Regions from separate parts of the Homo sapiens genome. Here region 2 is linked to region 1. The links are chromatin contacts, found by Hi-C or POLR2A ChIA-PET in ENCODE. All regions are on one chromosome and are shown on one strand. The core of a region is the stretch at or near the end of the contact, and the rest is flanking DNA. Distances in the headings are between cores, read along the strand shown. Region 1 overlaps TMPRSS13 (transmembrane serine protease 13). Region 2 overlaps SMIM35 (small integral membrane protein 35).

The links. A loop is a pair of places that touch in the nucleus more often than their neighbours do. ChIA-PET counts read pairs that join two places held with the same protein, here RNA polymerase II (POLR2A). Pooled maps may share reads with other maps.
Region 2: a loop to region 1 is called in a pooled map, with 6 times the contacts of the local background. The contact joins two enhancer-like sites. A Hi-C loop is called at or near these places in 1 of 37 single-sample maps with no recorded cell type and 10 of 50 pooled maps. POLR2A ChIA-PET finds 5 or more read pairs at or near these places in 1 of 52 experiments (activated naive CD4-positive, alpha-beta T cell).

What each region holds. Positions count from the first base shown.
Region 1 is chr11:117,897,307-117,904,699 of GRCh38, forward strand. TMPRSS13 (transmembrane serine protease 13) reads right to left here. Exons shown (of 13, transcript NM_001077263.3): 11 at 6,653-6,795; 12 at 6,349-6,501; 13 at 3,335-4,959. The coding sequence ends at 4,933. Among named protein-coding and RNA genes, the nearest start is that of FXYD6-FXYD2, 24 kb to the left of the region's middle. Within about 2 kb of position 2,970, at least 3 of the 41 ENCODE cell types and tissues checked have a DNase peak (open chromatin) inside an H3K27ac peak, as active enhancers do.
Region 2 is chr11:118,006,942-118,014,334 of GRCh38, forward strand. SMIM35 (small integral membrane protein 35) reads right to left here. Exons shown (of 5, transcript NM_001394165.1): 4 at 6,807-6,939. The coding sequence ends at 6,840. Among named protein-coding and RNA genes, the nearest start is that of IL10RA, 24 kb to the left of the region's middle. RefSeq lists a silencer at 2,975-3,024 and enhancers at 3,549-3,648, 3,794-4,294. Within about 2 kb of position 4,155, at least 21 of the 41 ENCODE cell types and tissues checked have a DNase peak (open chromatin) inside an H3K27ac peak, as active enhancers do.

The DNA.
Region 1 (7,393 bases), core at 1,720-4,219:
CCAGCTGGGAATATCCACCTGGCCTAGGTGGTAGCATCACCTCCATGGAGGATCAGGTCATTGCTAAAAGCCTAGGAACAAAGTTTATGGAGAGACATGGCAAATTTCCTAGGACTCGAAGCTTTATCCAAAATTCTCTCTCCTATGTCATGTGTTTGATGAAGCGCCTGAGGGTGAAGGATCTGACCCTTTCGCTGCGAATTCAACATATGCAGAGAGGTCATGATATGCTAATCACTTTGCCCTGCATGTTTATATGGATCGTACCATTTAATCTCACAACGAATGTAGGCCAGATACACCCATTTTACATATGAAGAAACAGAGAGGATGGTTTGTCTAAGACCACATAGCTGAGTAAGTAGTAGAGTTGGAATTTGTACCTCCAGGTACTTTGATTCCAACTCCAGAGCTCTCTCTGCTACAACACAGCGTAATTAGAAGGAATTATTCAAAGCAGATTCCCAGCTCCTTCCTTCTATGAAAAGTAGACAACCTTTTCTGGGACTCAGGGCTTGGACAGAGAAGGCCTCCTATTATGTCCACCTCCCATGTCCCATTGGCAGGAGTGAGCCGTGGAGGACCATAGACCAGGCTATGCCCTCACCTTTCTCAGAGGTCTCAAGACCTCCTGTCCCAGAAGGTCCAGGGCTGTTTATCTCCTGAGCACAGTCCTCCCTGTTCTCTGGGAGGACCCATTGTAAGATCGGTACAGCACGCTTACTTACTGGACTGGGTGGCAGCCTTCCTAGGGACAGGAAGCCTGGGCCAGTGCACAGGAGACGGGGAATGAATGGCATGTTCCTTTCAGAGCCATCCACCTACATCAAGGAGACTTGGAGGTGTCCTGGGTGACAGCTTGTTGTGACTTGACAGGGCATCCCAGAAACCATCCACTTGGGACCGGGGTGGAGGAGGGCCTCCTCCCACTCATGATGTACTTGTCCAAGTTACCAGAAACCACATGGTCTAAGCCTCTGGTCATGTGACACTCTGATGGGTGCGCCTAGCCTTCTCTGGGGAGTTGTCTCACCCTGACACTCTTGGAAAGATACGCAGAGCCAGAGAGCAGAGCCTATGAGGTCCCACTTGGGAGGATTCCACCTGACTCTGGTGCAGAGTGTAAAAGAGCAGCTGAATGCAGAGTGTAAAAAAGCAGCTGCATGTCAGAGCCTGGATTCAAATCCACCTCTGCCATGCAGCAGTCATGTAGTTTGGGAGGCTTATTTCACTTTGCTTGGCCTTTGTTTCCTCATCTGTAAATTAGGAATGAAGACAATGTCCACTTCACGGGATTCTTGTGCTCACAGGAGATAATATACATCAGGTGTCCAGCACAGCATGTGGCACATAGCAAACGTTTAGCAAATGCTGGCTATTATTATCATTATCCTCATCATGGCCATCACGGGGACTTCACATGTGTGTCCCCATGTCCACCCAATTGCATCAGGACCACAGCTAAGTGATTATGGGGAACAATGATCCCTGGGAATCTAACCAAAGCCCAGAGGCAGCTGGAGCACCTGCTAGGCTGTAAGTGGCTCCTTCTGTAAAGAGCCATCATCTCTCCCTGCAATAGCCTCCCCCTTCTCCTGCCCAGCACACTCACTTGGCACTCCTTTCCCAGATAAATTCTATGGAAATTCAGCAGTCAATAGAGTTGACAAAGCCAGAAGGCTTGGCTGGTACTTGGAGGAGCCTAGGCTCCAGGGACATAGGACAATGTCACTGCAACCACCTCCCTGCCCAAAACACACACACAGTTCCCTGGAGATTCTGCGCCAGTTTAGAATGCCCTATCACCCCCCGCCATCCCTAATTTTGGTAGCCTCTATAGATATCCTGGGCCAAAGGAATGTATTTTTCTTTTCCCATCCAGATCCTGCTTTTTCTCTAACTTATTTCCCTGCCCCCCTCCCATACCCTTACATCCCTGCCAGTCAATTTATGTCCTAGGAATGCCCTGAGAGAGAAAGGAAAGTGTCTGCTTTCTAAGGGGAAAGAAACAGAAATGGCCTAAGCTCTAAGTTTCTGCCCAGGCTGGGCTTCTGAGGATGCAGCCACCTTCCTATGGTGAGTGGAGATGGCTGGTTGTCCTCTGAAATGAGTGCTGGCTCCTGCAGGGGGATCTGCCAAGGACTGCCTTTCCCAGCCCAATTTTGTCTAGGTGGTGCCACATGTCACATATGACATGTCTGTACCCATAAAATGTCAGTGGAAATGACTTCCGGGCTAGAGCACTTAAGGAGTGAATGAGTCTTTTTTATATTTTCTTTCTGGCTAGAAGTAGACAACAATGTGGATGACAAACTCCCAAGATGGAAAAAGCTTGTGGAAGAAAGTCTCCCTCTGATCAGAACACCCTTACAGGATTGTTGCATGGATGCAAAATAAACTTCAATTAGGTTAAACCATTGAAATTGTCAGAAACTGTAGGATCTATTACAGTCAGTGTCACCCCTCCTAGGAATATAGTAAGCGTGGCACCTGCCACCTCCCCTGTACCTTCTTGTGCAGATAGAGCAAGAAAGGAATCAAAAGAAGGACTTTCCCTGGCATTGATATGAAAGACTAAAGCAATCAAGTTCAGGGTATCCAGAGGCTGGATGCTTGTGGGGAAACCTGAAGAATTCTGTGCTTGTGGCTGGTGTGCCCCTGGGGACTATCAGCCCACTGGTGAATGGGGGTACAGAGGTGGAGCTGGGGATTCACCAGTGGGCTCATAATGTTTGAGGTCAATATGGTAAACACAGGAAAAGTGCAAAGCAAGAAGAGGTAGATCGTTCAGAAGAGGCCAGTGGGACCACCCATCCGATTCCCTTGGAAATAGCTGAGTAAGCTTTGGGGTTTCCTTGTCAACATGTCTGTTGTTGAGCCAGCAAAGGCAGAAGTAGAGGAAGAGGAAGAGGGTAAGAACATGCCCTGGAGTGCCCTTCCCCTGCCCCCACCTGCTTTGTGAAGGTTCATTCCAAACCTGACCTCCTCTGTGAAGCTTCCTTGACATCTCTAGGTGTGGCTGGTGGTTGCTCTGTGCATGTTCCATGCGTGGTGTCCACACTCAATCACAGCTTCTATCACATTGGGTCATGACCCAGTTCCTTGAGGATGCTGTCATGCCCTTTGTATCTTCTGGGCCTAGCATGTGTACCGGGCACAGAGTAGGCACGGATGCAGCTGGTGAATGGAATGAATACATGAATGTATGGCTAAATGAGCAGAACCCAAAGATGAGGAACCAAAACTAAGAACCAAAACCAAGAGTGTCTGGGCACTAGGGTGGGCAACCTCAATTTGTTACCTAGGGTACCAGTAAAACATCCAAAGACAGATGTCTCAGGTCACACAACTTTTATTGCTGAAGACCATCGCTGGCGGCTGCTGCAGACAGGAATGTGGCCTCCTTCCCAGTCTTGCTAACATTCCCCAGTGTACCCAGCCCCATCAGCCCCTGCCCAGCCTCTCCAGCTTGCTCTTCTGGGGCAGTCTTTCCCTTGAGCGGCCATGGCCTGCCTGAGCTGGGCTAGGCTGGGCTGATCTGCTTGGATCCTGCCTCTGAGAAGCACAGCACCACAAAAGACTCTGACGGGCCCAAGGAAGGTGAGGGGAGCAGGACTGGCAGAGGAATAGGTGCCCCAGAAAAAAGGCTGGGGAAGGCCCAGGCTTTTAGCTGGCGAGTCCAGGCACGTTGATGATTTGCAGGAACAGGGCCAACTTAGATCCTTCAGCAGGGCTGCCTGGAAGGCATGGGACCATGTTAGCTTTCTCTCCATAGCAGTTTTTATGTCATTGCTATGTTTCTGAAACAACTGAGAAACTGAAAGGTGGAGAAAGCTGAGAAGAAATCCCAAAGTCCCAGGACAGCTACTGGGAATGAGAGAGGCAGTCCACCTGGACCTCCCTGGGGCCCCTGGGAGCCTACGCGGGAACAGCATCTGTTTCTTAACGCCTTCGTCAGAGCCCTGGGATGCAGAAACAGTTTGTGGACCTCGTCGTGTCGGATTTGCTTGCCAGCCCAAACAAGGATTTGCTTCCCTGAGTATCTCCTAGGGGCTCCAGATGCTGTAGTGACTTGGGGGATGCCCATCCTGGGGACTTTGTCCAGTCTCTTCATCCAGTTCCTTGAGGCCAGAAATATTCTGTAGGACTCTAAAATACGACATTTCCCATGAATCCCCTGGGGGTCTTGGGCTGATTGATGCCAGCTGTCAAGGCTTCTGGACTTTTTGGAGAATCTTTAAAAATACCCGTATTTTCATTTCTTAAATATAAAAATAAAATAAAATAAAACCCGCCCCAGCAGCTTGTGACCAAATGAGTACAGTGAATCCTCATCTCAGTTGTCAGCCTGGTTAGCCACAGCACAGTCCGACTGGTGACATCCACGGCACCAGCAGGGGGTCTGGGTGAGGACTTGATGCTCATAAAGCCAACGGGAGCAGCTTTTCACCGAAGACGGTCCAGGCCCTGGGAAGCTGCATCCACCAAAACCCACGATCCATCCCAGGACAGCAATGGCGCCACCTGGGCCGCTGGCATCTGCCCACACTGGGCTAGTCTGTAAGTGAGGGTCAGAGAAGCAAGAATTCCCAGCTCTTCCTTGGGCTCTGGGCTCCACCTCCTCCATCCATCTATGGACACTCCTGTAGGAACATCCACGGTACTCAACTCTTGTCTCCAGGTAATTTCCAGCCTGGGATTTTGAGAAGAGTTGACAGCTCTGCTGGTTTCTGAAAAACTTGGGAGAGTGGCAATGCACACATATGCACACACACACACACACACACACACACACACAGAGGCAGCAGACAGTGGAGGTGGGAGTCCGATGGTGCCCGGTGGCCATTAGCCCAGATGATGCCACACATGGCCAGTCACCATGGCCAGAGTCTTCACAGCAGCCGGTGCTGTGCAGAGCAGCAGGCCAGCTGGTTAGGATTTTCTGAATCGCACCTCGCTCTGAGGAAGAGAATGGGAGAAGAGGGTGAGGGTGGGCCAGGTGGGCGAGGAGCACAGAAGCCCAAGGTTGGGGTTCAGAACCTATAATTTAGCCTCGCTGTCACCTAGCACTGCCTCTCCAAGGAGGGAGAGCAAAGGGAAAGGATGGATGCAGGATTGGAGGGCCTCTCTGCACTAGATTTCTGGAGCCTTTTCTGCTCCCCCTATCTGAGCCCTCCCCTGTTCCCCAGGCAGAGAAGGGGAGGGCTGGCAGAGCACCCCCTGCTTTACAGCTAAAGGCTGAAGGCCCAGAGAAGGCAGGGTCTCAACTAGGTCAGCAGAGTTGCAGGCAGATCCCTGTTTCCTGACACCGAAATTCCTGCCGTGGAGGGAGGCCTCCCATCACTCCACTGCCAGCGGCCTGTGTGAACTCACATCTCGGTCATCCCTGGGAGAGGAGAGTGGCACTGGGGCTGGCACCGAGGTGAGGCCCACCTTTTATTCTTTTCATTTATTTGTTTATTCATTCATCCTTAATTTATAACAATAAATAGTAAATACCGAGGATATTCCAGGCATTGTAAATGGCTGATTTTGATAGATTAGTCAGAGTTCTTCAGTAAGAAAAATGGAAGATGAGAGGGTGGAAGTGGGAGAGGGGACTCTCTAGGGTGGATCAAGTATTCCAAAGGCCAAGGGCAAGGTAAGGCACACACTGAAGGGTCTGTGGTTCAGTTTGACCTGAGCAATGACTTCTGAGGTTGGATATAGGTTAAAGCAAGTCAAAAAACATAAAATAACTTTTTATTATTTTATTACTTTATACTCTTTTATGATAGTAGTGAGGTTCTGATGAAATATTTTAAGTGGGAAAGGGAAAGAATGGTAGTTCTCAGGGAGCATTCTGGTGACAGCTGTGAAAGTTGTCAGAGTTAAAATGGAGTCACTTGTGTTTTTAAAAAAAGACAACAACAACAACAAAAAGAAAATCAAAAAGACTAAAACAAACAGAGCTGGGAAAGGCCATGAAGAGCGGATTCCCATGCATAAATGCTTGATAACAAAAACTATCACAAAATCCTCTGCAGAAACTGAAACGTTTTCAAAGTCCATTGCAACCTTACACAAAAAAATACTTCTGGGAGAACATCTGCCCAGCAACTGCCTGCCTGGCCTGTAGGTCCACCCTTTTTCAACCCGCTGAGCTCTGTTCTGAGGGAAGAAAAGCAGGGAAAGAAACACAGACAGCTGGGATTGACCCCAGGCATCACATTTGACCCTGTCCAGAACACCCCCCGAATATGGGGACGCTGAGGGGACCTCTGCCTACAACCTGGGTGCTCCTCCAGGGTCCCCACCTGAGGAAGTTCCCAGCCTGCTGGGTGCAGTGTCCTGCTGCAGGGATCTTACCTCCATCTTGCTGTAAATCCAGGGAAGAACTTCTGTCACTTTGGTGTACACACCAGGTTTGTTTCTCTGGCCACAGCCTGTGCCCCAGCTGGTGACACCTGCCAGGTACCAGCGGTTGTTCTGCTCACAGACAAGAGGCCCCCCGCTGTCTCCCTGCAGGGGAGAGGGGGCACATTCGCAGGATGGGACAGGTGGTCCATGAGCGGGAAAGGGTGGGGTCCCAATTCCCACATCAGCCCCAACACCCCTGCCTCCCCCATCCCCAGGGTGCTGGGACCTGAGCCCCACCCACAGGTACCCTCACCTGGCAGGAGTCTCTGCCCCCACGAAGGTCCCCAGCACACATCATCCTTGGGGTAAGGTAACTGTCATAGACCAAGTAGTCATTGCATTTCTTGAAGTCGATGAGATTGACCTGCACCTCCCGGAGGAAGGGGGATGTCTTGTCTTCAGTGAAGTGGGGTGGAGGAGACAGAGGATGGGAAGCCAGTGAGATTCTAGATAGCTTCCTGGCCGTCCAGCTGCCACCCCAAGACCCAGAATCACAGCCTCCTGGGAATGGAGGGTGCCATGCCCGTGCCTGGCTCCCACCCAAGGGAGGCCCTCTGTGGTTGGACACCCAGGACATATGGGCACACACGCCCTCACACAAGACACAGCTCACTGCACGTGAGACAGAGACATCCATGCACACAGACACACTCACAAGCCTATCAGGCTACCCGACATGTTGCACAGCACTTGCCTACGTTCAAAGCACCCTCAGATACATGGCTTTGTTTGTTTTTGGAAGCTATGTGCCCTAAAGAGAGCAGGTGGCATTAATCCATTTACCGGTGGGGAGGCCTGGTGCTGGAGAAGTGACCTGCCCACAGTCACACAGCTAGTCAGGTATGGAGACAAGAGGAGAAGTAGGCTGCACCCACATCAGTCATTGCTCTGCCTCACGGAGGGAGGGAAAAGCGGTCCTGATGCATGGAAGTGGCCTGAGTCTAACCATGGGGTCATCCTGCTCAAAGTAAGCAATCTCACAGGACAAGGCACT
Region 2 (7,393 bases), core at 2,905-5,404, 110 kb after region 1:
CTTTGGGCAAACATTCATTGAGCCTCTGTCATGGGCAGGCCCTCTGGAAATACAAAAGGCATCAGACATGATCCTTCTCCTTCTTGGCTCAGTTGTGTAGTACATACACACACACACGCACACGCACACACACACAGGGGTGTCTCCACCCACCTCCTTCTCCACTCCCCACCCCCACCCAGCACTGTGGAACTGATTAGAGTCCATCTGGAGGGAGAAGTAGGTTCTTGGGGGCCAAAGATGTCAGAGTAGCTGCCAGTTTGGACTGAGGCTAGAAGTGGGTGAAAAAGGATTATTCCGAGTTACCTGAGCTCTGAAATAGCCTCCCAGCTGGAAGGGACCTCAGAGTCCTCAGGTCCAATGGCAGCCTTATACAAACAAACACAGCATCAGGGGCTCAGAGAGCTTGCGCTCACCAGCTACAAGGGGAGGAAATGGGACTAGAATAGAAGATGTAACTTCTTTTTTTTTTTGAGACTGAGACTCGCTCTGTTGCCAGGCTGGAGTGCAGTGGTGCAATCTTGGCTCACTGCAACCTCTGCCTCCTGGGTTCAAGAGATTCCCCTGCCTCAGCCTCCCAAATAGTGGGGGCTACAGTCAGGCACCACCATGCCCAGCTAACTTTTGTATTTTTAGTAGAGACAGGGTTTCACCATGTTGGCCAGGATGGTCTCAAACTCTTGACCTTGTGATCCACCCGCCTTGGCCTCCCAAAGTGCTGGGATTATAGGTGTGAGCCACTGTGCCCGGCCGAAGATGTGACTTCTTATACTGCTCACCATCATCCCCCCAGTGGTTCTCTGCTTATCATGAGAAACCGCATCCTCCTGATTAGGGAGGAGTAGACCAACCCAATAGCTCTGCAGATAAAAACTCACTTCCAGCACTGCCCAACCTGTTTTTTCTTGATTTGTTTTTCAACTTCTTGCTTTCTTTTTTTTTTTTTCTTTTGACAGTCTTGCTCTGTCTCCAGGCTGGAGTCCAGTGGCACAATCTCAGCTCTCTGCAACATCTGCCTCCCAGATTCAAGCAATTCCCTTGCCTCAGCCTCCCTAGTAGCTAGGATTATAGGCACGAGCCACCACGCTCGGCTAATTTTTGTAGTTTTAGCAGAGATGGGTTTTCACTATGTTGGCCAGGCTGATCTTGAACTCCTGACCTCAAGTGATCCACCCGCCTTGGCTTCCCAAAGTGCTAGGATTACAGGCGTGAGCCACCGTGCCCGGCCACACCTGTTGTTTTGCTGGCCTGCTGCTACTCTGGGCAGGCAGAACATTTTCACTTCTGGTCTCCAAGTGTGAGAATTCACCAGGCCACTGGCTTCCTGTTTTGTACCAGATCTGTTTAAATATCACGGCTTCTAGATGGTTTTAGATCACTAAGCAGTTTTTAGAAATATAATAATGATCCTCCCATCTGCTCCCACTTTGAGTTTCTCAGACCCCTGGAGCAGAGAGTGGAGCACCAGAGACTCTGGCCTCCTGGCTCCTGGCACCAGGCCCCCTCCAATGCCACTGGCATGGGACAAGACCATTAAGATTTGAAGAAGAACCTAGAGGAGAGAAAAGCTCCCTCTTCACCTGCCAGCCTTGTCACGGTTTTGATCATTCCTTAGGTTATCCTTTAAGATAGAAAAATCGTCATCTGTGTGCTCTCTCTCAGAAATGTAACTGATCATGAGCACAAGGTTGAATGTAGTCAAGGATGGGGAGAGATCAAAAGTTTTGGTTTTCAGAGCACCTAGGATTGCACCAGGGATGAAGCAATGCCCAAGATGTTCTGAAGAGAGATTTCAACACAATTTCCTGAGAAGTTCCTGGCTATGGCCAGAGCCATGCAAAGTACCGTGGAGAACTCAGAAGAGGTTTAAAACCTGATTCTGCCTGCAAGAAATGCCCATCAAATAGGAGAAAGCAAGGTTAATTTCAGGGAGACTGGATGCCCCCATGGTGCCTAGCATAGTTCCTGGCATGTTATGGAAGCAGCGTGAATAAATGAATGCAAAGAAATAATCAATAATAAAGTTATGGGGGCCTGAGACTATCTGTATTTAAAATCAGCAGAGCACAAGATCCATGGGTCTTACAGAAGTCTCCCTGGAGAAGGGAAATTTGAGCTGGCATGAAGAATGGGCAGAATTTGGTGATTTGGAGGTCAAGGAAGTTCTAAAAAAACAAAAGGAAGAAAGAGGAGTGGGTCAGTGGGAAGCTCAGAGCTGAGGATGGGGCCTGGGGAGGACTGGGCTCCTGAGCGCCCTTCTCACCACACAAGGAGACCCCAAAAAGAGATTAGAGACCATCTGGAGGGAGGAGTATGTTCTTGGGGGCCAAGGATGTTAGGATAGCTGCCAGTTTGGACTGAGGCTAGAAGTGGGTGACAAAGGACTATAAAGAAAATAGATTCTTGCTTGGCCTTGAACAAATCACTTCACGGCACTCTGGGCCTCTGTTCCCTCACCTGTGAGGCTGTGAGGATGAAGACGCGCATCATAAGCCTCTGCCCTGCACTGATATGTGCTCAGCAAATGTTAGCGTTTCACCCTACAGGTAAAGTTGGTTGGGAATGGGCCAGACTTGGAACCTGGTCAGACACACGCAGAGTCAAGGAAAGGCTAAGTAATGCTTAGAATCCTAGACCACTAGGGAACTGCAGCCATCACCTTTCAACTGCCATCTCCTAAATTAGAAAGATATATTGACACTTTGTACTTGCATCTTTTAATTGTTTACTGAGCACCTACTATGGACCAGGCTATACGCTAAGAACTGAGAATGCAGACGCTTTAAAAAAAAAAAAAAAAAAAGTAGATGAGGTCTTTGCTCTCCTACAGGTAAGAACCAGGAGAAGCCTTGGAAAAATAGTCCAATCTTTTGATTCCAGATGCTGAAATAGATGTCCAAAGAGGTGGAGTAAGTAGCCCATGACCACACAGCACATCAGGGCAGGGTCAGAACCAGACCTTATACTACATTCAGTTCTCATCCTTACGCCCTGATGTCAGCTACATCCGTGAGGGTGCAGACTCTGCTCAGCTCTGGTGCAGCCAGTAGCCAGTTGTGGAACTTGGGTAAAGCATGCTGCTTTTCTGACCCAAGTGCCCCCATATGTAAAACGGGACCAAGAATAATCCCTGTGTCTCAAGCTTGACATAAGGCTCAAAATGCAGTACCATGCAAGAAAAGGCTTTGTGTTCTGTGGACTGTGAACTGTGCAAACAGTCTCTGCTCCTCCTTTTGATCACTAAGCAGTTTTTAAAAAGATAATAATGATCCTCCCATCTGCTCCTACTTTGAGTTTCTCAGACTCCTGAAGCAGAGAGAGGGGCACCAGAGACACTGCCCTCCTGGCTCCTGGCACCTGGCCCCCTCCAATGCCACTGGCATGGGACGAGATCATTAAGACTTCAAGGAGAACTTAGAGGAGAGAAAAGCTCCCTCTTCGCCTCCCAGCCTCATCATGATTTTGATCAATTTTCTAGGACAAAGCAGCCTTCTGTGGCTACATTGGGTGTCTCTTCTCTACTCGGCAAGTAGTCACTGACCTCCTCCAGCACGCTCCAGTTTTAGGAGTTACTAAAGACCTATGGAACATAACTTTGTTGGCAGAGGGTTCAGCCTGGTTGAGGAACAGCACAAATGGAGGAAATGTGGCCACCTGCAATTCAGATCAAAATGGTTGGTGTCAAGTCTCAAGCCCTGAGCGAAGTCACAGCAAAGACGGACTTGGGCCATCTCACAGAGACTAGATATGGCCAGGAGGGGAGGGGCTGCAGGGACAAGAGGCCACCCAGGCTGGAGAATAGCCCCAGAGAAGGCACCAAAGCGTGGCAGGGGAACCCGGACCAGCCAGCCCTTGGACCCCCAGCCCCCGTGACTGCCTCTGGGCTCTTAGGGCCAGTGGAAAGAAGAACCGTAAAAAGGTAGCGGGAAGGTGTTGGGAGAGGCTCTGGCACTGCTATGATCTGGGTCCCAGCCAGTGCCTGGCTCAGCCAAACCTGTGGCTGGGTTTCCAGGCATCTGCTCCCGAATCGTTTCTAAACAAGCTGGAATCTGCCCTTTAGAGCCCTCAACAGAAACACGCAAAGTCCAGGGGTAAGGCCCAGGCCCCAAGGGTGAAGAAAGCTGTGCTCGCCAGTAGCCTGCGGAAGTAAGGAAAAGAGGGGGAGGCTGAGGGGACAGAGGGTGCGTCAGAGGGCCCTAAAAGAGGAAGTCGCCCAGTATCAGTTCTGCTCCCGAGGATGGGAAATACCCTCCGTGCTCCCAGCCCCGGGCAGCTGTCCCCGTCTCCTCACCTGAAGCCACAGACCTGGGGCCAGGGCCACCTGGGTCCTGGGTCCCATCCTCCCTTTCAAGATTCCCCAAGGCTACTGAGTTCTGAGCACTTCCGGGGGCCTAGGGTGGCCGGGCATGGACTGCAGACCCAGGATCCCTGCTAGGCAGGGTGCGGGTACAGAGTTTTATTGGGGCCGGGCCAGGTGCAGCAGCTGACACCTATAATCCCAGCACTTTGGGAGGCCGAGGCGGGTGGCTCACTTGAGGTTAGGAGTTCGGGACCAGCCTGGCCAACATAGTGAAACCCCATCTGTACTAAAAATATAAAAGTTAGTCGGGCATGATGGCGCACACCTGTAACCCCAGCTACTTGGGAGGCTGAGGCAGGAGGATCCTTTGAACCTGGGAGACGGAGGTTGCAGTGAGCCAAGATCCCGCCACTGCACTCCAGCCTGGGCAACAGGGCAAGACTCCATCTCAAAAAAAGAAAGAAAGAAAGTTTTACTGGGGCCCAAACCTCAGGGGTTAGGAAAGAGGCCCCAGTCCTCAGAATTGAAATCCAAGGAAGGAAGCCGAAGACAACTCATCTCCCCTCCCTGCTATTCCAAGAGGCCTTCAAGGAAGGGAGGGGTCTCAGAACCACTAAGGGGCCTTCCTCACTCCCACTTACTCAGGGGCAGAAGACTCAGTTGAAGACCTCCAAATCCAGAGACTTGGTAATTAAGTCAAAGCCTGGCTATGCTGGGAGAATGGCCTCCAGACCCTGGCAGAAAATGGGGTAAGGGCTGGTGAGGCTCCCCACCTTCCTTCCTCTACAATCTGCTAGAACCCAAAACGAGAAATGAGGCTTTGGGAAAGGGAGCACAGGAAGAGAAATCACACAGCTTCCCTCCTCCTCCCACTTGCTCTATTGGGCTCCTGCATCTGTTGCTGGGCTGCTAGCAGAGAGGCTGGCAGCTGGCTGTTCTAACTGCAGGTTTCAGCAGTGACAGGCTCCCTTCTCTTGCCCTACTCCATCCACAGGAGCCCCGAGGACTCTGCCTCTCTGGTTTGAACAAGTCTGCACTAAGCACCTTCTAAGCTGACGTCCTGTGCACACTCTGCCTCCAGTCCAGCAGGGCACAGACCGGAGAAAGGAGTGATGACTCACGAGGGGAACTGCCCTGCTGTCTACCAAACTACAGTGGATTCCTGGTTTCCCTGGTGCATTATCTGGTTTGTTCAGCCTCGCCTGGGTTCCTCTTCACACTCCCACCATTTCTGGCCCACTTTTGCCACAGGACAGGCTTTGCACAAGAAATGCAGAACACTGTAATGTAGAACTCACCCACTCCCCCGTGCCCAGCCCATTGCAGGAGCCTAGGCGACAAGAACATGTTTCTAGACTGTTCTCAGCACTGCACATCAAAATTGGGAGTTGGCCATGTTTGGGAGGCACTGAGGCCTTGAGCAGTAAGAGAACAGGCCCAGATTGGGGATGGGGCAGGGGGAGGGTTGAAAGTGCTGGAATCAAGTACAGAGGGGGCAGGGCAGAGTCGAGGCCCAGCTCAGTCTTCAGGGAAGTTGGCCTCAGGTGGGAATGTTAAAACCATGTCTGGAATCACCTCTGTATAACTTTGCTTATTGAAGCTATGAGTGGCTTTCTGGCCCCTGGTCAACCCTACAAGGGCAGGTAACTGGAGATACTACATAAAGAAGCTCCCTGCTGGTGTCTGGAGGCCTTGCCCACACTGGACTGCACTGGGCAGGGCTGGTTCTCCAGGACATCTGTGACCCCTCCTACAGGCTCAGGGGCTTCCTGGGATCTAGATTCCTCCTGAGGAATGGTGGCCTCTTTTAGTTCTGAGAGAAAGCCGCTGCTGCCCAGCCAGACTCCATTCCCAGAGGCCTGACTCCCCAGGACTCCCATACCATAGGCTGGTGGCGTATCCAGAGGAGACCCCCTCATTCTCCACAATGAGGGGCCAGGCCAGGCCTTGAAGATCCGAGGGGATGAGGGCAGTCCAGGGGAGCCTGGGAGGGGCAAGAACTGCCCAAGAGAGAAATGGTTTGAATGGGAAAAAGCAACTGAGATGTGGGGAAGGGATGGGCTTAAAGGCAGGCAAGGGAACGTGTGGCCAGAGTTGGCGGGCCATGAAGCAGGGGAGGCTCCTGGGCTCAGAAAGCTCAGAACTGAAGTGCTAGAGTGATGCTTCTTGGAGATATTGGCCATCTGGAAATTTTATCTCAGAGCAAGAGTTAAGATAAAAAGCTGTGCTCTAGAAGCTTCCACCTTGAATGCAAACAGAACCTTCCCAGGAAGGAAAGGCCGGGCATGGATTGGGTGGACAGGAGGAAACAGGGCAGGCCCAGTGCCAGAAGCGGGTGGGGGAAAACATGACCCAAGCCTGAGATCGGCACCAGAAGACAGGGGATGAACCAAATAATCTCTTTGGGTTCCAAGTGGTCCTTGGTGCGAGGCTTGGGTGACTGGACCCTCTTAGGACCTTACTTGGACATCAGGCTCACTCGGCAGCTCTCCCAACTCCAACTCACCTCCCCAGGGCTTCACAAGTTGCTGTCTCTGCATCAGACTAGCCCGTTGGAGAACTTCATGTAGCCACCATCTGTGCTGCTGATGTGACCACTGATGGTGAAGGGTGGACCCATCTCCAGATCCTTCAGGTTCCTGAAAAAGATGATCCAATCAGGCTACTGGAGCTGATAACCTAGCCTCTCCCTGGGTCCCCATCTCCCTTGACTCCAGGGCACCAACTCACTGACTTGTCTTCCAGAAAAGGAAGTGGGCCACTTACCATAATCATCTCTCAGGGCCAAAGGAGGTACAGCCCTGCCTGTGGCAAGTAGATGAGATGACCAACGCCAAGAGGACTTCCAGCTCGCACTCCCTGAATCCCTGATTTTCTGATATGCTCTTCTTTCTGATACCATCTTGTGCCTGAGATTACATTATTTGTAATCAGACCTGTCTCCAGCAGAGACATGAAATGCTTGAAGACAGAGACTATGCCCAGTCATCTTTGTACTCTTTGAAACTAATACGGCAGTAGTGGTGGTTATGATAGCATCTTTCTGAATAAATGATAAGGAAGGAAAGAAGGAAGGAAGGAAGGGAAGGGAAG